3 separate regions of the Mus musculus genome follow, and regions 1 and 2 are each linked to region 3. Evidence: chromatin loops called from intact Hi-C (ENCODE). Cell type or tissue: left cerebral cortex. All regions are shown on one strand. Links, peaks and the distances in the headings refer to the core of each region. The heading gives the core; the rest is flanking DNA.

The links. Hi-C counts contacts between places; a loop is a spot of excess contacts. Peaks named below come from ENCODE experiments on the same cell type or tissue, not always from the same donor. Only the 100,000 strongest peaks of a DNase experiment are listed, where the experiment ranks them.
Region 1: it touches region 3 in a loop (4-fold over the local background); 5 of 42 quality-filtered maps call a loop at or near these places.
Region 2: it touches region 3 in a loop (4-fold over the local background); 4 of 42 quality-filtered maps call a loop at or near these places.

Annotation. Positions count from the first base shown.
Region 1 is chr3:159,273,473-159,280,990 of GRCm38, reverse strand. All of the region lies in intron 4 of Gm20752 (predicted gene, 20752), which reads right to left. Among named protein-coding and RNA genes, the nearest start is that of Gm20752, 200 kb to the right of the region's middle. In left cerebral cortex, for the core only: no CTCF peak of the experiment used is centred there; no DNase peak of the experiment used is centred there.
Region 2 is chr3:159,139,991-159,147,508 of GRCm38, reverse strand. The region is part of intron 2 of Gm20752 (predicted gene, 20752); the gene reads right to left. Among named protein-coding and RNA genes, the nearest start is that of Gm20752, 67 kb to the right of the region's middle. In left cerebral cortex, for the core only: a CTCF peak has its summit at 3,350; a DNase peak (open chromatin) is centred at 3,497.
Region 3 is chr3:158,558,522-158,566,039 of GRCm38, reverse strand. It overlaps Lrrc7 (leucine rich repeat containing 7), which reads left to right and starts at 4,279. Exons shown (of 28, transcript NM_001081358.3): 1 at 4,279-4,934. In left cerebral cortex, for the core only: a CTCF peak has its summit at 3,841; DNase peaks (open chromatin) are centred at 3,822, 4,224, 4,554, 4,974 and 1 more place; H3K4me3 peaks cover 2,006 bases; H3K27ac peaks cover 2,094 bases.

The DNA.
Region 1 (7,518 bases), core at 2,069-4,568, 720 kb before region 3:
ACTATCTAATTGATGGAAACTACAATATAAAATATATATTTAATAGTAAAAAGCACAGCATACTTGTGAGGCAAAAATAACCACAGATGAATCATGCCTTTAAGAAGAATGTATTCCAAAAGGAATGATGAGCTGTAAAATGGAATGAAAAGCAGAAGGAGAAAGAATCACATGGAATTAAAAAAAATCATATTTGAGGAAAAGAAAAGTGGCACTGATTTAAATGGTCAGGGAGATCTGATGAACAGCAGCATGCAGAATATACATAGATTGTGAATTAATTATCATAGAAATAAACTTTAGCAAGTCTTGCAGATGATGGAAAGCAAACTCAGGGGCAATGGCTTAGGGGGTAAAACATTTGACAAGTGAGCATGAATACCAGAATTCAGATCTGCAGCACCCATGTAAATGTCAGGTGGATATGGCAACCACTCTGTAATTCTGGTACTCAGAAGACTTTGACAGGTGGTCTTAAGAGAAAGATGGCTATCTAGACCAGCCATATTAACCATCTCTGAGATCAGTTGAGAGGATCAGTTTCAATGACTAATTTGGAGTGTGACAATCAAGGAAGACTCTGTACATAACCTCAAATGTACATACACAGAGCCACATATATGTTCAAGCTCATACAAATGTACATATGTGCACGTACAAAACACACACAGAGAGAACCTATAATACATTAAAAAACAAAAAGTCAATCCCAGAATTGTGTATGGAAAATGAGTCTTTCTACATATCTACAACCAAGTGAAGAACACAACCTGTAATAATAAAGTGAGATATTTCAAGGAGTTAATGAAGCTAAAGGACTATTCTATAAGGAGACGACTATAGCTAGCTGAAGATGGAGCCATATTCAACTGGCAGGCATTTGTTTGAGTGCCTAATTATACCTACAAGCCACCCTGTACTAGTTAAGTTTTTAAATGTTGCTGTATATATGCTGTGGAAGTTGGAAAGCATGAAAAATACTCAGATGTTATATATACCAGATTAGATTTTTGTAGAGAAAGAAAAATAGGCTGGCATGTCTCCATAGACATAAGCACACCATCATTTTATCAAGAATCTATTGTGAGTTGCTCTTTCCATGTCTTTGAAGAATTGTGTTGGAATTTTGATGGGGATTGCATTGAATCTATACATTGCCTTTGGCCACTTTTACTATGTTAATTCTGTCAATCAATGAGCATAGGATATCTCTCAATTTTCTGAGATTGTCTTCAATTTCTTTCCTGAGAGACTTGAAGTTATTGTCCTACGGGTCTTTCACTTGTTTGGTTAGTTACCCTAAGATATTTTATATTATTTGTGGCGATTATGAAGGGAGTTGTTTCCATAATTTCTTCCTCGGCCTGTTTATCATTTGTATAAAGGAAGGCTACTGATTTATTTGGGTTAATTTTATATCCAGCCACTTTGCTGAAGTTGTTTGTCAGCTGGAGAAATTGTCTGGTAGAATTTTTTTGGGTTTCATGTATACTATCATATCATATTCAAAGAGTGATACCTTTATTTCTTTGTTATCAACTTGTATCCCCTTGATCTTTTTGTTGTCTTATTGTTCTATCTAACACTTCCAGTGCTACATTGAGTAGATATGGGGAGAGTGGGCATCTTCGTCTTATCCCCTATTTCAGTTGGATAGCTTTAAGTATGTCTCCACTTAATTTGATATTGGCTGTTGGTTTGCAATAAATTGCTTCTATTATGTTTAGGTATGGGCATTGAGTTCAAAGTCCTTATTGATCAGAGAAATGTAAATCAAAACAACCCTGAGATTATACCTTACAGCAATCAGAAAGGCTAAGATCAAAACCTCAGGTGACAACACGTGTTCAAGAGGAGTTAGAGAAAGTAGAATACTCCTCCATTGCTGGTGGGATTGAAAACTGGTACAGTCACTCTGGAAATCAATCTGGAGGTACCTCAGAAAATTAGAAATTGATAGACCCAGCTATACCACTTTTGGGAATATACCCAAAAGATGCCTCCCCATGCCACAGGGTCACATATTCCACTATGTTCATAGGAGCCTTATTTGTGATAGCCAGAAGCTGGAAACAACCTAGATGTCCCATGACAGAATAATGGATACAGAAAATGTGGTTTATGTACACAATGGAATACTACTCAACTATTAAGAATGAGGACATTCTGAGTTTTACAGGCAAATAGAAAATATCATCCCAAGTGAGATTACTCAGACACAAAAGAACATGCAGTGTGTGTGCTCACTAATAAGTGGATATTAGCTAAGGGACAATAAGTACAGAATACCCAAGATACAGTCCACAAAACTCAAAAAGGTCAACAAGCTGAAGTATCCAAATGAGGACACTTCAGTCCTGCTTGGGAGAGAGAAGAAAGCTATCACAAGTAGGGAGGGAGGGAGAGACCTGGGTTAGGAGACCTGGGTGGGAGAGTGGGTAGGGGAGTGGGAGAGTTGGGGGAAGAAGGGAACCTGATCTGGTATTTGGTGAGTGGAAAAGGACTGAAGCCCCAAGGGCCAACAGAAAGAATGGAAACAGGTAACCTTGGCAGATAGGAGGTTAGTGGGGGCCCTCCGGAATGTAGTAGAGACCTGAGAGGTGAGAGAAGACACTCCCGACTCAAAGCGAGGCACCTTAGATGAAATACCCGACAGTAGGGATAGGGAACTTATAGAGCCCACCTCCAGCAGGAAGACAGGACATCAAGTGAGGAATGGAGTTGTCATCCTATATTCACAACTCTGACCCATAATTGTTCCTCTCTGAAATAATTACAGGGATGGAAAAGGAGAGGAGCCATGAAAAAGAAGGTCCAGAGACAGGCCTAAAGTGGGATCCAGCTCAAGGGGAGGTCCCAAGGCCTGACACTATTACTGAGACTATAGAGCACTCACAAAAAGGGACCTATCATGACTGCCCTCCAAAAGACCCAACAAGCAGCTGAGAGAGTCAGATGCAGATATTTGCACCCAACCAAGGGACAGAAGCAGCTGACCCCTGCTGTTGAATTAGGAAAGGCTGAAAGAAGCTTAGGAGAAGGGAAATCCTGTAGGAGGAGTGGCAGTCTCAATTAATCTGGACCCCAGAGATCTCTCAAACATTGGGCCACCAAACAGGCAGCATCCACCAGCTAATAGGAGGCCCCAACATACATACAGTAGAGGACTTCCCGGTTTCTGTTCATTCAGAGATGATCCACCTAACCTTCAAAAGACTAGAGTCTCCAGAGAGTTTAGAAGTCAGCTGGGGTGGGGGACATTCACATGGAGACAGGGGGTGGGAATGAGTTATGGGATGTGGAAGAGTAGGAGGGTGGTGGTGGGGAATAAAATATGGAATGTAAAAAAATTAATTAATAAAGAAAGAAAGAACAACAATAAAAGAAAACAATCTATTGTGATGAAAACCTTAAAATGTAACAATCTTTTTTGAGTTCTGTACTGTTTGGAAAAGAAAAAAGTTTCTATCTTTTATCATTTTTCTAATTAAGCATGAACCAGCACTAGCTTATATGGTACCTTTCAACAGAAGGAACAGTATTTTTAATTCATTAATGAATTAGGAAAATTGAAGCTTCCATTTGCATTCTATTTAAGAATAATGGAAGCATTAGAAATTACACTAAAATGGATTTATTTTAGGGAACAATTTTGGCTTTTAAACTATCACCTTTTCTATATTCACCTCAGAAAGAATGCTCTGGTTTTTTTTTTCAATTAGAGTTTTAGAGCAAATACTAATTATATTTCTGCTATTTAATAACCCTTTCCTTCAATTAAAAGATGGAGGTGAAATATAATTTATGATAAAATGTGCCAGAATTTCCAGCACCAACTATACTTGTCTAAATTTAAAAGCCTCCTCAACTTTTCCACCACACACACACACACACACACACACACACACACACACACACACACATCATTTTCTTTTTTACTTTTCATTTTTTGTTTGTTTTATAGAAAAAACATTTAATTGGAGACTTGTCTCAAATTTTACAAGGCTAATCCATGATGATCATAGGAGAGAGCATGAGGGCAGCCAGGTAGCTAGAGCAATAGCTGAGAGGTTACTCCCTGATTCACAGACAGCAAGCACACATGTGTTTGCATGTACACACACACACACACACACACACACACACACACACACACAATGAGAGAGAAATGGAGAGAGACAGAGAGAGAGAGACAGAGAGAGACAGAAAGAGATAGAGATAGATACAGAGGGAGAAACAGACAGAGACAGAGAGGATAGAGACACAGAAATATGGAGGCAGAAACAGAGAGACAGAAATAGAGAGACAAACAGAGAAAGAGTGAGCCTTGTATGGGCCTTTGAAATCTCAGAGTGACCCACTTCTTTCCATAAGGCCACACCTCCTAATCCTTCCTAAAAAGTTCTACCAACTGGGAACCAAGCATCCAATTAAATGAGCATATGCAAGGCTGCAAATCATCACAGTCTCCTGCTTTCATTTTTTAATCTGTTTTGTGTGATCTATTGAGATTCATTAAGCTGGCATGAACATTTGTGTTGATAGGGTTATTTAAGGTAACATGAGAAACTTATCAGTGACTAGAAAGTAAGGTGTCCTTCTCTTAGCAATAATCAACCGACAATAGTCTTTCAGAGATGGGTAAGGCTTCATAAATACAACCTTCATCCATGATAAGTTGTTGACAGTGCCCAGTCTTCTGTAAATCTTATGCGGTAACCACAGCTTCAGTGAGTATATCTCACAATAGACATGTAATTTCTAGAAGACATTTTTGAATTGTATTTCCCTCTCATCTGGCTATTACATTCTTTTTTAATCCATCTTCTGAAATGTTCCCTGAGCCATGTTGAGAATGATACAGACACCCTATTTGGTAGTGAGTATGCAATATTATTTGTTTTTAGTACATTGACCAGCTATGAGTCTATATTAACCACAGGCCACTATAATAGGAAGCTTTTTTGATTCAGGTTGAGATCACCACTAATATATGGATAAAAATGTAAGTATTTTCACATCAAAAATTAAGTTAGTTACAAAACATGTTATTGTAGCAAAATAACAGTAGTAGATTCTCTCTAGGACCTTTGACCTCCCTGGCCACAGACTCCTGACTGGGTTTCCAGTACCAAGCATGAGTTCATTCTTATGAAGCATGACCCAAATCTAAACAGATACAATTGATTACTCCATAACATTCATAGTGCTATTTGGGCACACCTTGCCTCAAAGGTTGATGTTGTGCCAGGGAAATGTTAGTGATCCCCCAAACACAGACAGAAGCCAATATGATGCAACCCACAGCATGATCTTTTTCTATATGAGCTAACTTACTCCCCAACCCCCATGCACCACTGCCACACAGGATGGTTTTGGTGGGGAGGGGGCCCAAAAGTCTATCAGGGAGTACTAAGCAGCAAACAGGGAGTACATGTGCAAGCATCTAACTGGAAAGCTACTGTGGCCTTTAACACAATAGGATGATATTGGGAGTCATATCATAAACTTAACTTCTGTTCCCCTCTGCATTGGTGGTCATTAGGCAAAGGGTGGGCATGTGAACTGAGGTTCGGGCTTGTTGGGGGAATTACCTGGAGACACTGGTCTTGTTGAGGGTGTAACATGGAATCTCTGGTCTTGTTGATTAGCATAGAGACTGAAGCTAGGCTCAGGTTTTGTTGTGGAGAAACTTGGAAACTAATGCTAGATATCAGCCTGTTAGTTTACCTGAGTTCAAACTTAGGTCAGGTTTTCTAAAATGGAGTCTGAACTTGAAAGATTTGGAATCTCAATATTCTGTTTGTTTGTCTATTTTTTATTAATGTATCCATTCACTTTACATTCCCAAAACAGTTCCCCTCTCCCTTTACCTTCAAACAGATCTAGCTTCCATTCTCCCCACCCCTTCTCCTCTAAGAAGTGAGAGCTCCACATGGGTAGCACAAATAACCCCAGCCCACCTCTGGCACATCAAGTCAGTGCAGATCTAGGAGCATTCTCTCCCACTAAGGCCAGACAAGGAAGCTACAGGATCCAGAGGCAGTCAACAGACTCAAGGACATCCCCTGTTACAGTTTTTGAGGGGCCCACATGAAGACCAAGCTACACAGTTGTTACATATGTGTAGAGGACCTATATCCAGTTTCTGTATGCTCTTCAGATTGTGGTTCACTCTCTGAAAGCTGCCAAAGGTTTAGGTTAGTTGACTCTATTGTTCTTCCTGTGGAGTCCCTGTCCTCTTTGAGTCCCACAATTCTTCCTCCAACTCTTCCATGAAATTCCACTAGCTCTATCGAAAGTTTGGCTGTGGGTCTCTGCATCTGTTTTAGTTAGCTACTGGGTTGAATCTCTCAGGAGATAGATATGCTAGGTCCTGTCTGCAAGCATAACAGAGTATCTTTAAAAGTTTCCTGGATTGGTGTTTGCACAGGGAATAGGTCTCAATTGGGCTGGTTATTGGTTGGCCATTCCTTCACTCTCTGCTTCATCTTTGTCCCTGTATTTCTTTTAGATAGGACCAGCTTTGGGTAGGGACTTTTGTGGGTGGGCTGTTGTTCTTATCCCTCTACTTGGGGTTCTATGTGGCTACAGATGGTGGTTTCTTCAGATTCCATGTCTCATTGTTAGGCATCTCAGCTAAATTCATCCTCATTGACTCCTGGGAATGAGTTCCAGGGCTCCTGGGACTTGTGTGGGTAGATGCAGGAAAATAGGGCCAGAAGGCCAGGAAAATAAATGGAAACCTACAGTTGATTGTGTTTTTATGCTGGCTTTTAGCCATCTAATTGTTCCTAGTTTTGGAAGGCCTGGTAGTCCCTAATGGGAGTAGGTCTCTGGAGCTGTAGGTAGAGCTCCATGATGTCAGCAGGCCTCTGGGACTGCATGTAGAGCTGGTTGCCTCTGGTGGTAGCAACCTTCCAGAGATGCAGGAAGATCCGGTAGACTCTGATTGCTTCAGGCTGCTGGTTGTCTGAGGTGGAATAGGGCTCAAGGGATGCAGGTAAATCTGGTGGTCCCCGATGGTTGTAGGACTGTTTGTCCTGGGCATCAGTAGGCCTTCAGGACTGTAGACAGAGTTGTGGTTCAGAACATGAGTGCAGAGGGTCACGGTAGTGATCTCTGTTGCTGGGTTTGTCCAGAGAAGAAGGTAAGCAAGGAATTGGGTTAGGAGTCTTAGCAGGTGATCTCTGATGGCTCCAGATGTTTGGAGTTGTAGTTAGAAGTGTGGAGAAGATGGAGTTTAGAGCTTGAAGAACTTACTTGGCTGTTCCTGGAAGCAGCAGGCCTCCATGGAGCTGTGGACAGAGAGATGCAGTGAAGAAGATCCAGGGGAGAAATTTTTGCTGCTGGGTTTGCCCAGAGTGGCCAGATTGCAGAAAATTGGGATAAGGGTCTCACCTGTTGGTCTCTGTTGGCTGCAGGTCTGGGATTGTAGTTAGAGATATGGACAGGAAGATGGAGTGCAAAAGGGGAGGACAGAACTAATGGTTGATGGGCTTACATGAGACCCAGAAG
Region 2 (7,518 bases), core at 2,069-4,568, 580 kb before region 3:
TTTACTCCTTCCATTCTGTTTATCCTTTCTTTTCATCTATTATCTATTATCTTACATATATTGTGCATTCACCTAGAGCTTGTCAGACATTATAAAGGTGCTAGATGTTAAATCTAAAAACAATATGTAAAACCTCTGATTGCTGAAGGGCCCACCCAAATGTCTACATATGAGAAGACTGAATTTTGGCCATAAATGTAAGTAGACTAGATTCTCTCTCCAGTAAGCAGTATTCTGATTCAACAAACTCCCCAAAGTAAGATAATATTCACAAAGACAGAGGAAAACTACCATCTTTTGGTTCATATAGGACTCAAATATTTGAGAGAAAGAATATGTATCTGTAAAGGTACACTTTCTACACATGGAACAGAGGTTGGCTCATTTCATACTCTGTAGAACTCAGGCTTATAGAGGGAAAGACAATGGGGAAGGGTGTGGGAAAAGGAAGCTGTTCTTGGGCCCTTGTGATATTTCACTACAGCTCATTAACATTCAGACCTAGAGAAAGCTGTGAATCTGATGCTGATGGTTCATTCCCAAATATTCAGTGAAGAGATATTGGTTTTATGAGATAAATATCATTGCTGGGTGAACCAAAGTTCTTGTTATTGAGGCCTTACCAAGAGTAGCAACTCTTCTCTAGAAATAAGAGATTTCTTGCTTATCTAGTAGAGAACACTAGGGACCAACTGTCCATACAAGGTCTATAAAAGAAGCATTAAAGCCACTTGTTGCCATCAAGCAGAAGAACCACACAGGTAGCCAACTATCAAAACAGAAGAGATAAAAGCACTAGTACTTACTAAGCCTAAGGGTTGTTGATGAGAGATCATAGGGAAAGTAATTCTTCTAAGTAGTAAAGGGACTAAAATCTCAGGCAATTGGGATTTGGAGTATTTCTTTAATTTTCTTACATTTATTCTCCTGACAGGTGAGGCTAGTAATGAAGAACTGTCATGGAAACACACCATAAAAAATGGCAATACAATAACACATAGTGGCTAAGGAATGGCCATTTTACAAAAAACATTTGTCTAAGCTTGTGGAATACCAGATCATTTAATATTCACAAGTAGGATATGAAACAGATATAGGCTGTGGCCCTAACGTATGTGACCTTTGGGAATACATGCTGGAATTTGAACCTCAAAATGATAATATTAAGTGCTGGGGATTTTTAAAGGTGATTAGGTTGTGAGCATTCTGCATTTATTAATGGGACAACTATTGTAAAGTGCTATAGTCTTTATCCCTGTGTTGCCTTTCTACTATGTGATGAGACAGAGAGATGCCACAATCTTTGAATCAGAAAGTAAGCCTTAATAGACAATCATCTAATTTTAGGCTTTCTGCCTTCAGTAATTGGAGATATGATTTTCATCCATGTATATATTATCTAATATAAGTATTTTGTCACTTAACTATTCTGTAATAGAAGCAGAATTAGAATAAACAGTATAATTAACATCCAGAAAATTATATAAGGAAATCAAGACCTAATAAGCTTAAAGTTCCTATCTGGAATATCATAGTTACTGTGATATAAATGTATGTTAGAACCCATGAGAATGAAAACAGAGGATATGCTGTGTCTATAACACCAAACTACTCAGATTACCAGTTCTGTAAATCCATGTCTCCAAACTAGACATAGTCCACTCAGAGTTGAGACATTCTTGTCCAATGATTCATCAAAGCCCTGATATGGGATTCTACCGTTCAGATTCTGCTTCCCCGTCCAACAGGGTGTGATCAGCCTGCTGGAGCAGAAGAGATCTCAGGTGTCTGTTAGCACAATGAGAATAAACTCTCAGAGACAGTTTCAGTGAGACAGCTCATTAATGGGGGAGAACAAAGGCTCTGTAACCTTCAGGGGATTTCAAGTTGAGCATGCATCATAGGCCAGAGCCAGGGCACTAGTGATGCCTCATTCACATAAGGAGGAATTTCAGGTGCTGCTGGGCATGATCTTATAAGGTGAAAGGAAGCTTGACCCGGCTACTGGGCTATGTGACCTCCTAAATGTGGGAGCACAGTGCTGGGATATGCAGGCCTGGGGTAGGAGGTATACCAGTCCTACTCCTCCTGACCCCAAAGTTTAGACATGTCTCAACCCAGCTCTTGCTCTGTGCTCCATCTCCCACAATTCCATGGATCTGCAGCCACATAGGATACCTCTTGAGGCAATATGTATTCTGCTGCACCAGTGTATAGAATTTGTTATTCACCCTTCATTCCCAGGTACACTGATTCATTTCTCTAAAAGAGCTACCTTGCACTTCTCCAAATGACTTCTTTCTGACAGTTTTGAACCTTGCCAGATTCTGCTTGTCTCATGTCCTCAAGGTTCCTTCCCAAAATAAGCAGGTTCTACTACCCCATATTGCCCCAATGGATAAAAATAATCAAGTAAAGGGAAGCCTGCAATCATTCAACAGTCATCTTTGTAGTTCTTCCAAACAGTATGCTAAATAGCGCGTATGAATTTTTTAACTAATAAGATCATAATCAAATCTAGAAGATGCATCATCTTTAGTGAGATCTATAAAAATTTGCATAACTTGCTAGGCATTCAATATGTGATATGACAGGAGAACTCAGTAAAGAGAAAGTACCCTGGAACTTGAAATGCTAGGCTTCAAGAGATTATCTTTTCAGAAGCTTCTTGAAGTCTTCAGACAGATAAGAAAATCAGATTTCCATAGGATGAGGTCAGTGTGGTCATTCCAATAAAAGGGATCTTTACCATCTCAGGATTATATGAATATCTAGGACTGTCTTTAAATAAAATGGTTCTCTGAGCAATGTTGATGTAAATGATTGGGCAAGAATGGTCAACTTTAGACTTCCTGTTTGGTAATAATGACCTCACCAATTTCACTTCTACTGAAGGTCGAAACTTTATAGAATGTATTTTATTTTCCACATTGATAGTAAAATAGTTTGTCCATTGTTACATTGTGATAGATAACAGGGATAAGGAGAAGTGCCAGTTCTACCTCCTGTATAATTGAATTTTTGTCTACCCAACTGTAGCTCAAAGTCTGGATCACCATTTAAATCTAAAGGAAGCCAGATGTGATAGCATATGCCTTTATTCCCAGTAATTGAGACCAGGAAGGACTACAGAATAAGATCCTACCTCAAAAATAAAATACTAAAAGAAAACAAAATAAAATATAAGAATAAAAGGAAACTAAGAAGAAGCAGAAAAAATTTGTGGCCAAATAATCATGGAAAACATCATAAAACTAAGAAGATCCCATTGTTGAAAGTGGTCTTAGTCTTTGCACTAAGCAAAGTGAAAAAAAAATCTCTAATAGACATACAGATGGCAGTATTTCCCAACATGGAAGCACCTTTGAGAAATTCACTCATTAAATATATCTTCTAGGAGAATGCATTATACAGCTTTGGGAAACAGAACAGAGTTTCATGTGCTGCAGAAAAGAGGAGGATCAGGGAGGCAGCTATGCAGGATTAAAGCTTGCCTGCTCTATCTATAGCAGTAAATATAGGCAGCCAGACGCTACAGCTTCAAGTCAGGTCAACCGTGGCTGAACACATGTCAGGAGCTCAATCAATACTTACAGAATTGAATTAGAACAGAGAATACAGCAATCCTTTCCTCTCACCAGAGGTGGCAACAACTGCAGAACTATTTAGAGGCATGCTTTGTGGAAACTGTGTTGCTGATACTTTGATGGTCACCACAGGCAACAAAAGGGCATAGTGTGAAGTTCTCTTCCTCTGCAAAATCCAGTAGAAAATTCAAGAGCTTTTCTTCCTACTCAAGATCATTTCCCTTCTTTACCCCCAGCCTCCATTTGTGTCTTAGAGTTTTATGCTATTTGTTCTCAGATTTTCAGAGGAGGCATAGTTTGCTACTCAATTACATCAAACATTTATGTATTTTACTTTGAAGATACAATATTAACACTTTATGATTACACAGAGATAACTGAAACATTGTGGTTTTTAAGTTGCAAATCCACAGAGCTGTTATGAAAAATGTATATTAAGTTTGCACAGTTTCTCCTATTGTCAGGTGAGAGATAATGAACATAGAATATCAAGAGAAAAAATAGGCAAAAAAAATAGATTAACATAACATTGAACTTATCCAGTCACATTTTCAATTAAAAAAATAGTAAGTTATTTTTCTCCAGAAAATGGTCAGAAAGAATAAAGACAACTCTCTAGACCTTTCAGGCAAGCTCAACAGCATCAGATTGAGGGACACCTGTTCCCTCTCCATTTCCTGGGCCAAGCTTTACTTGCATCTTTGGAGACCCACTGTCACCAAGAGGAACCAGATGGGATCCCACACCACCAAAGCCCCTGCCAGGTGTGTTTCCCAGCAAGCCCAGCATCCTTGAGGTCTGCCCTGTCTTCTCTAGGTTTCATCTTCTGGTGCAAACCTCTACCTGCAATCCCAGAGACCTGCAGCCATAAGGGACTACTATCTCTAGGGACAACCAGATGGCAAAAGGCCAATGTGAGAACAGGGAACATCAGCTCTGCCTGCATTCCTGGAGGTCTACTGCCACACAGGACAAGGTCTACCTTCAATCCCAGAGGACTGCTGCTATCAGGGACTACAAGGCCTGACAACCCTAGGGATAACCAGATGACAAAAGGCCAATGTAAGAACAAAATCAACAAAAGTCAGGACAATATGATATAACTGAAACCCAGCCATTCTACTACAGCAAGACCTGCATGCCCTAAAACACTTCAAGCACAATAAGCTGCCCTTCAATCTATTCTTATGAAGATCATAATGGCCTTTATGTAGAAAATGAATAAATCCCTTAAAGAAAAACAGGAAAATACAATCAAACAGGTAGAGACCATAAAGAGGAAATGCATAAATATAGAGAAATGCAGACAAAGCTGTCCACTTTCTCCCTACCTGTTCAATATAGTACTTGAAGTTCTAGCCAGAGCAATTCGACAACAAAAGGACATCAAGGGGATACAAATTGGAAAGGAAGAAGTCAAAATATCACTTTTTGCAGATGATATGATAGTATAGATAAGTGACCCCAAAAATGAGATCAGAGAACTCCTAAACCTGATAAACACCTTCAGTGCAGTAGCTGGATATAAAATTAACTCAAATAAATCAATGGCCTTTCTCTACACAAAGGATAGACTGAGAAAGAAATTAAGGAAACAACACCCTTCACAATAGTCACAAATAAAATACCTTGGTGTGACTCTAAAGGAAGTAAAAGATCTGTATGTTAAGAACTTCAAGTCTCTGAAGAAAGAAATTGAAGAACATCTCAGAAGATGGAAAGATCTCCCATGCTCATGAATTGGCAGGATCAACATTGTAAAAATGGCTAGCTTGCCAAAAGCAATCTACAGAATCAATGCAACCCCCATCAAAATTCCAACTCAATTCTTCACTGTGATAGAAAGAGCAATTTGCAAATGCATCTGGAAAAATTAAAAACCTAGGATAGCAAAAACTCTTCTCAAGGATAAAAGAACCTCTGGTGGAATGTCTATGCCTGACCTAAAGCTGTACTACAGAGCAATTGTGATAAAAACTGCATGGTACTGGCACAGTGACAGACAGGTAGATCAATGAAATAGAATTGAAGACCCAGAAATGAATCCACACACCTATGGTTACTTGATCTCTGACAAGGGAGCTAAAACCATCCAGTTGAAAAAAGAAAGCATTTTCAACAAATGATGCTGGCACAACTGGAGGTTATCATGTAGAAGAATGCAAATTGATTCATTCCTATCTCCTTGTACTAAGGTCAAATCTAAGTGGATCAAGGAACACCACATAAAACCAGAGACAGTAAAACTTATAGAGAAGAAAGTGGGGAAAAGCCTCGAAGATATGGGCACAGGGGAAAAATTCCTGAACAGAACAGCAATGGCTTGTGCTGTAAAATCGAGAATTGACAAATGGGACTTCATAAAATTGCAAAGCTTCTGTAAGGCAAAAGACACAGTCAATAAGACAAAAAGGCCACCAACAGATTGGGAAAGGATCTTTACCTATCCTAAATCAGATAGGGGATTAATATCCAATATATTACAAAGAGCTCAAGAAGCTGGTCTCCAGAAATTCAAATAACCCCATTGAAAATGGGTTTCAGAGGTGAACAAAGAATTCTCACCTGAGGAATACCGAATGGCTGAGAAGCACCTGGAAAAATGTTCAACATCTGTAATCATCAGGGAAATGCAAATCAAAACAACCTTGAGATTCTACCTCACACCAGTCAGAATGGCTAAGATGACAGCATAAGGTGACAGTATATGTTGGTGAAGATGTGGAGAAAGAGGAACACTCCTCCACTGCTGGTGAGATTGCAAGCTTGTACAACCACTCTGGAAGTCAGCCTGGAGGTTCCTCAGAAAATTGGACATAACACTACCGGAAGATCCAGCAATACCTCTCCTGGGCATTTACCCAGAAGTTTCAACTGGTAATAAGAATACATGCTCCACTATGTTCATAGCAGCCTTATTTATAATAAGCAGAAGCTGGAAAGAACCCAGATGTTCCTCAACAGAACAATGGATACAGATAATGTGGTACATTTACACAATGGAGTACTACTTGGCTATTAAAAACAATGGATTTATGAAATTCTTGGACAAATGGTTGTATCTGGAGGATATCATCTGTAGTGAGGTAACCCAATCACAAAAGAACTCACTTGATATGCACTCACTGATAAGTGGATATTAACCCAGAAACATAGAACACCTAAGATACAATTTGCAAAACACAAGAAAATCAAGAAGAAGGAAGGCCAATGGGTGGATACTTCATTCCTCCTTAGAATAGGGAACAAAATACCCATGAAAGGAGTTACAGAGACAAAGTTTGGAGCTAAGATGAAAGAATGGACTATTCAGAGACTGCCCCACCCAGGGATCCATCCCATAATCAGCCACCAAACCCAGACACTATTGCATATGCCAGAAAGATTTTGCTGGAGGGACCCTGTTATAGCTGTCTTGTATGAGGCTATGCCAGTTCCTGGCAAATACAGAAGTGGATGCTCACAGTCATCTATAAGATGGAACACAGGGCCCCCAATGGAGAAGCTAGAGAAAGCACCCAATAAGCTTAAGGGGTCTGCAACCCTATAGGTGGAACAACAATATGAATTAACCAGTACCCCCAGAACTCATATCTCTAGCTGCATTTGTAGCAGAAGATGGCCTAGTCTGCCATCACAGGGAAGAGAGGCCCCTTGGTCTTGCAAACATTATATGCCCTAGTACAGGGGAATGCCAGGGCCAAGAAGGGGGAGTGGGTGGGTAGGGGACCAGGGTGGAGGGAGGGTATAGGGAAACTTTGGGGATAGCATTTGAAATGTATATTAAGAAAATATCTAATAAAAAAAAGAAGTGCAGGCTGAAAGAATCAGATGCAGATATTTACAACCAAGCAATGGATAGAAGCTGGTGAATCCTGTGGTTGAATTAGGGGAAAGGTGGAAAAAGCTGAGGATGAGGGTAACCTTATAG
Region 3 (7,518 bases), core at 2,672-5,171:
GGTTTGCAACCTCCACTTGTGACCATCTGTTCTATTAGCAGGTTATATTTTATTTTCTTCTAAGTTCCAGTAGTCTTTGTCCCATTACATATTTTTTATTACTGTTAGCTTTCAAGTTGATAACTAAATTAAAAAATAAACAATTTAATTAAAAAATGTAAGATATCATTCCTTTAATGGACAGAGAATGTTGAGTTTAAGAGAGCAGTCTCACTATAAAATCCATCTAACAAATATACTTGAATAATCTTACAGACCCAGCATCATTTCTTACTCGAAAATTCTCCCTGAATTTTAACAGTTAACACTGACAAAGCAACTATTTTTGTTTATAGTGCTCATTGAGGTTGATCTGCCCTGACAAACCCTACCAGCTCTGATATTATAAGACCTGTATCTCCATGAATCCAAAGCCAACAAAGTTTTCTCTTACCCCAGTCACCAAATATCTAAGGAAGTCAACTTTTTCAGGATATTAACATTTCTTAAAATTGACAGAAGATGCTGGCAAGGATGTGGAGAAAGAGGAACACTCCTTCATTGCTGGTGGGATTGCAAGCTGGTATAACCACTCTGGAAATCAGTTTGGTGTTTCCTGAGAAAATTGGACATACTGCCAGAAGATTCAGCAATTCCACTCCTGGGCATATACACAAAAGATGGTCCAACTTGTAATAAGGACACATGCTTTACTATGTTCATAGCAGCCTTATTTATAATAGCCAGAAGCTGGAAAGAACCCAGATGTCCCTCAACAGAGGAATGGATGCAGAAAATGTTAGGATACAGAAGGAGTGTCATTTACACAATGGAGTACTACTCAGCAATTAAAAACAATGAATTCACGAAATTCTTAAGCAAATGGATGGATCTGGAGGATATCATCCTGAGTGAGGTAACCCAAACACAAAAGAACACACGATAAGCACTCACTGATAAGGAGATATTAGTCAAGAAACTTAAAATACCCGAGATACAATTTGCAAAACACATGAAACTCAAGAAGAAGGAAGACCAAAGTGTGGATACTTCGTTCCTTCTTAGAATGGGGAACAAAATACCCATGGAAGGAGTTACAGAGACAAAGTTTAGAGCTAAGACGGAAGAAAGGACCATCCAGGGACTGCTGCCCCACTCAGGGATCCATCCCATAAACAACCACCAAACCCAGACACTATTGCATATACCAACAAGATTTTGCTGACAAGACCTTGATAGCTGCCTCCTGTGAGGCTATGCCAGTGCCTGGCAAATACAAAAGTAGATGCTTACAGTCATCTATTGGATGGAACACAGGGTCCCCAATGAAGGAGCTAGAGAAATACCCAAGGAACTGAAGGAGTCTGCAGCCCTGTAGGAGGAATAACAATATGTGCTAACCAGTACCCCCAGAGCTCATGCCTCTAGCTGCATATGTAGCAGAGGATGACCTAGTAGACCATCAATGGGAGGAGAGGCCCTTGATCTTTTGAAGACTCTATGCCCCAGTATAAGGGAAGGGCCAGGAAGTGCGAGTGTGTGGGTTGGGGTGCAGGGGGAGGGGGGAGGGTATAGAGGATTTTCAAAGAGGAAACTAGGAAAGGGGATAGCATTTGAAATGTAAATGATGAAAACATCTAATTAAAAAAAATGAAACACTGCCCTCTGTGTGTGTGTAGTTTTACCTTAATCAAGAATCCCTCAAAGAGAATATCTTGGTAAATATTGCAGACATCAAGAAAGAATTATACACAAAGTTTTTGGCACCTAACAATTTAATATCATCATGCCTTTTATTTTCAAGTAAGGTTTAGACCTGCTCATCCTAAGAATAGATTATCATTTCAATGATTTTAATAGTATGAGTCAAAGAACTTGATTAGCACCTCATAAAATTTTATAGCTTAATATCTAACCATATGTAGATGCATATTGAATAGCTAGTCTTAAAACTCTCTGGTCTAACTTTGTAAATTGTGAATTTTTAGATGTCAAGCATCTGCATGAAGTTTTCTGAGTATCATCTACATATAGTTAGAAGTAGTGTTGGAGACAGGAAAAGTTGGAGTTTAAAGACAAAAGAACATTTGCATTTCAGTAGTTCTATAATTCTGTGAAACCACTGACATCATCAATACACTTCATTGTATAAATACTGAAGGTTGCCAAGTTTCCTTCAAGGTTCATAAATAATAGTTGGGGGTGGGGGAGGTGTCCTGGGCCTTGTAGCCAAAACTTCTTCACTGTCACTTCTAGTGCTGTATTCACATTCCACCACAAAATGCCTTTTGTCTGGATATTTATGGCCCAAAGTGAGATTATAATCTAAAGAAAAAGGAGAAAGAAGGCATGTGGTTTAAAATATGATATTGTGGTGGCACTGAATTTTAGTTTTCGGTTTCAAAAGTTTTCTCCCATTGGAAAGAAAAACAATTTCTCCTACCTAATGGGAGGGCATCTTTTCGTTTATGAAGGCCAGAAGTTACTTGTAGCCAACTGTGACGCTGGATAGAATTTGAAATGTTTTGATAGGAGAGTGGATCATCAAGTTAGAGTAAGAAGTTCTGAGTTCTAATGCAGACAGTTCTAAGCTCAGAGGAGCTTTTTCTGTCTTTTTCATAAGGGTGGGCCCAACATACAGCTTTAGGAAAGAAGTGAAAGACTGTGAGAAAGAACATTGTAAGCAGTACTGAAAAGAACTGGAACCTTGCAAAGGATTTCTGTAATGGGGCATAAGCCGTGATGAGCTATTTTAATAGATTTTCAATTCCTATCTAATTTTTTTCACAGCATCTCCTCCAGCTGAGATATTGTAACTTACAGTGAGATGTTCACAGAACAAATCTGCGGGGGGGGGGGGGGAAGAGTTCAACAAAAGTTAGGTTTAAAAAAGTGTCCTTTCAACAAATTTTGTCATTTCTTTGCCACTTTCAGAAGAAGTTTTACACTGTTTCACAATGCTTTTTTTCTTAAAAATGTGGTTTTCCAAAATGCACTCCTTTCCTCTTCTTTGTGTAAATTAAGGGAAGTCTCCTTAAGAGGCCACCAACCTTTTCACCTTTTCCAGATAAAGCAGTAATCCTCTTCCATGACTATCTATAGATGAAGTCTCAGTCTCCAATCTCTTCCTAGACAATTCCTGGCAGCCTGGGGTGGGGGCAGGGTTCGATGTTTAACCTTGAAGACTTTTCGTATTCCAGATATAAGATACATGCCAGCACTTTTGGGAGTTCACCCAACTCCAAGTAGCATCTGAATGTCACAGTCCACTGGCATTGGAGAGAAAAGGGGGAGGCCCCTAGCCCTATCACTTCTAAATCACAGAAGAATCCCGGGATAGAAGGAATTCGGTTTCGTCTAGAAAGCAGGGGGTCTAAATATAGCACTAGTCTCATCACTATGCTTTTTAAAGCTTTTTGTACATGTCTGTATTTTTCTGTGTGTGCTTTCCGGTGAATATGTGTGGAGGAGCGAATGTTCCTGAGTTCGGGGCAGAAGGAGCAGGATTGTGAATAAATGAAAGGAAGTTGGGAAACACTTCTCATTTTTTGTACATCCCCTGAACAGCAATCTCAGACCAAAATGGAAAGGGGTCTTGAAAGCTGCCATTGACTCTCTATGGTAGTACTGAATAAGCCACTGGACTCAGAAGCAGACCTTTTCCTTGGGCAGCCTGCAACCTGCAGCCTGCAACGCAGGCAGGGAGGAAACCCCGAGGAGGCACTCCTGGCGGTCTCTTTGCTGAGGTAGCAGGAGCGGCAGCCTGCGGAGCCACGCGCAGCGTCACTGAACTGGTGCGGGAGCACCCAGCGCACAGGCCTGGAGCCGCGGTGCTGGCGGATTCCCGGCGCTGCAGAACACCGTGCCGCCAGCAGGAGCGCCCCGGGCTGGTGGGAGAACGCCGGGGGAGCCCGCGCTGCCCCGTGCGAGCCTGATGACACCTGCTTTGTGTACTCCAGGCAACTGAGGGACCTAGAGAGCTCAACTGGCTGTCTAAAAGCTGCGGGTGGTAACGGAACCAGAGAAAGCTAGAACATCTCATTTCTCCGCGGGACTGAGATCTTGCTCCTCCAAATTGCAGGGAGTCCAAGTAGAGGTCATAAGGGGCAAGCAAGGTAGTCCAAGAATGGCTGAGGTCTGGCAAGGTGGTGGTCATCCTCTCTGAGCCCTGGAAAATCTCCTTGACATTTTTCACACTTTGAAGCAGCTGCAGCTGGTGTCGTCGGAAAAGGGGGTGGGAGGAAAGAGAGGGGGCGGGGAGAGTGGGGAGTCACAGGCGCGAGCCAGGAGCAGCGCCTCGTCTGCCAATCCTGGCACCTGTGCGCCAAGCCGCGGCACCACGGAGGACCCCGTTCCGGGCCAACCCTGGGCTCCAAGCCACGGCCACCCAGCCTCTGGGCAAGCGCGACCTGCAGCCGCCCACCCAGGACCCCCGCCGCCACCCGCAACTGCGGGAGCGCAAGAGCCCAGCCAGTGCTTGCTGCGCCCCGGGCCACGGGGTCCCTCGCCTCTTCAGAGGCGTCGCGGCCAGCCGGGGCAGCAGCCGAGTTGGGTACACGATTCGCCCGCGCTGCCTTTCTCTTCTCCACCCAGGATTTATTGTCTGTGGAGCCTTCTGGGGGCGGGGAGGGAGCTGCGCCTCCGCCGCCGCCGCCGCCACTGCTGCTGCTACGGTCGCTAGCGCGGCGCTCTGGGCGGGCGGAGGCCGGGGACTGGCCGCAGTGGTGCTCCGGGCGGGCTCCCGGCTCCCCAGGGGCGCCTCTCCTCTCCTGCACCTGAAGGGCAGTGGCACCATGGTCTGACACCGCATCTGCCTGGAGTCCCCTCTGCCTTTGCTTCGGAGGACTCCCCTACTGGCTTCACTGCGGACCCCAGAGCACTTTAAGGAGTAACCCTCAGCAGCTGCAAGGCCTTCACTCCTTGGACCCTCATGGGTAGTTTCTGCTTCCGGCGATGTGAGTAGGGCATTGGGGGACCTCTGCCCACGGTCCAGGAGTGGGGATCTGGGAGGCTCAGGTGGCCCGGGTGCCTCAGCGTTGGGGCGGTTGCCGGTCTGTGGAATCCAGCGATAGCTGGACAAGTGCTTAGGAGCCCGGCGCTTTGGATGGTCAAGGGACTCTAAAGGGTTACATATTGCGAAAAGGAAAGGTGAGGAGCGAGTGCGGGGAACTGATGCTGGGACCACGGAGTCCTGAGAGATATGGCTTTCTGCATTTTTTTTTTTTTTTTGATCCTGGGGTATCCAGTCTGCTTTCCCCGTGGTGTGTGAGGGATGGAGCAAGTGTGATACACACACACACACACACACACACACTTGTGGCAGCACACACTTGTGCTTTATCTTGAAAGGTGTATTACTGTCTTGGTGTCTATAAAGGAATTATTGGGGTGTCACTGAGGGTGAAAAGAAAAGGGTGGGGTTTGGGGAGAAGAATGGGATGGGAAAGAAGGAAAGACTAAAGGACAGAAAGAAGTGGGAAGGGATGGGGCGAGTGCTTTCCTTGGAGTCTGAGAAGATGCTTGACTCTCTAAGCCAGGCAACTCCTTTGTGTTCTGTGAGAGAAGCTAGGGAATCTCACTGCTCCTGGTACAGCTCTGGGTCCCTTGGCATCCTCCGGGGTCTTTTGGGATTCAGGACATGCCTTGGATTGTATTTGAAAAAGGAGCTAAGACCGCCAATATTGGGGTAACTGTGACACTCTGCTTGCAGACAATTAGCTGGGCTACCAGAGATCTCCTATATCATCAAATTTAGAGTCAAGATGGGGGCGGGATGGGGGTGGGGGCTGCACAGATTGTCGTTAAAAACAGTGACTTCATAACCGAGATGGCTGCAAAATTGCTTCATTACACTACTTGGCCATCAGGGTTGGGGAGAGAAAAGATCCGCCTCCGCCCCCCACCCCCTTCTTGCTGGTTGCCCCTCCTCACCAAGGCACAAAGCAAGTGGCACCTCACCAGGCAGGGAAGGGGTTACTTTCACAACTCCTGGGAATCGGCCTCAGGAAGGAACCATCTGTGACTCCCACGTCCTTTCCAAGTTCTCCATCAAAAGGAATCTCAGAAAGCAGGAGGGGGTGGGTGGGAATTGAGGCAGCGGGCCTCCACCTGCTCTTTGCTATTACTTTCCCTGTACACTTAAGCACATCGGAATTACCTGCAGTGGTAATTGGGTCAGCAGGAGAGCATGTGCACCCGAGTCTCTAGATGGGGCTCTGCTGATGGATGAGAAGCAATTTGTGTTTGAGCATATTTTAACCTGAGCAAAATTTCTAAGCACAATAGAGGTTTTATCGCGTGGGCGAGCAGAGTGCATACCAGTGAAAGTGAACACGTGATCCCTCCAACGCAAGAGAAACTGTATTAGGAAGTAGCTTTTCTTTGTTTCAAGCTGAGCCTATGAGAAGCTCAGCATCCCAGTTGCTGAAGTTCCCTTTTATTTTTAATAAAGTTGACCAGAGGTGAAAGAAAGCGAAAGGGAACTCAGCCTGAGATGCCTCTTGGTTAGCAACATCCTACATTCTTTGTTTCAACGTTCCCTCCAGTACCCTCCATTCAGATATCTATCTGGTCCCAGCTGGTTCCTAGTTTGAAATGATACATTCTTTCTGAGGGCATAGGGGAAAGTTCTTCAGACCCTGAGCACAAGCACGTGCACATGGGTGCTCTAGAACACCAAAAGCTGCTGCCTTTCTGAAACGCGTGCTTCTGTCTCTGGTTGAAGCACTCCCAGTTGCTAGGTTCTAGAGAACCACCTGGAGGTCTTGCTGGGAATGAATAGAGCAGTCTGCCTGGCTTCCTTGAAAATACTCATCACAACAGGGAAGGGAGAGAAAGCAGGCTTCAGGGGTGATTTTATTTCTCCTTAACTATCTGAGACTAAAGTTATTTAGAGGTGTACTTAGCAATATCTGTATTTGAATTCCTCAGGTTTAAAAAATGTCCTGAATGTTGATAATCTATTAATTTAGTGTAAGTGGAGCTGATTTCCTACCCAATCATTAAGGGCAGTTACCTAACTTGGGAATCTCTTACTTCCAAGAGACCTTAAAAAGCTGATGTCTTTAAAATTTGAGCTGTATATGTCCTACCTGGACAATGCCCTTCCACCACACCAAGATGTCATGGGAGAAAAGGCACCCTCAATTTCCAGAATATGCCATGAGCTGAGAGATCTTTATGCACATTTTTTTTAATTTAACTTCTCAAAAAGATGTGTGCTCACCATGGCAACCCTTGCCTCCCACATCCAGGCTCCTGCACATATGCAGCTTCAGAATTAGAACAACTTCATAAGAAATGAACTTGGTCCAATTACAGGAGCCATGTTTTATTCAGAATTTTAGCATGCCTTTAGGCAAGCATGAATATTTTCTCAATTAATATAACATTCCATTATATTTTGTAAGCTTTTAATTTTTCCAATTTCTCCATAATTATAGAACGTAAACATGAACAGTTTAGTGTACTTTTTGTTTGCTTTGAATTTTTAGAAATTGAAGATATTGTTATTACAAATCTTTATTGCATATGAAAGGC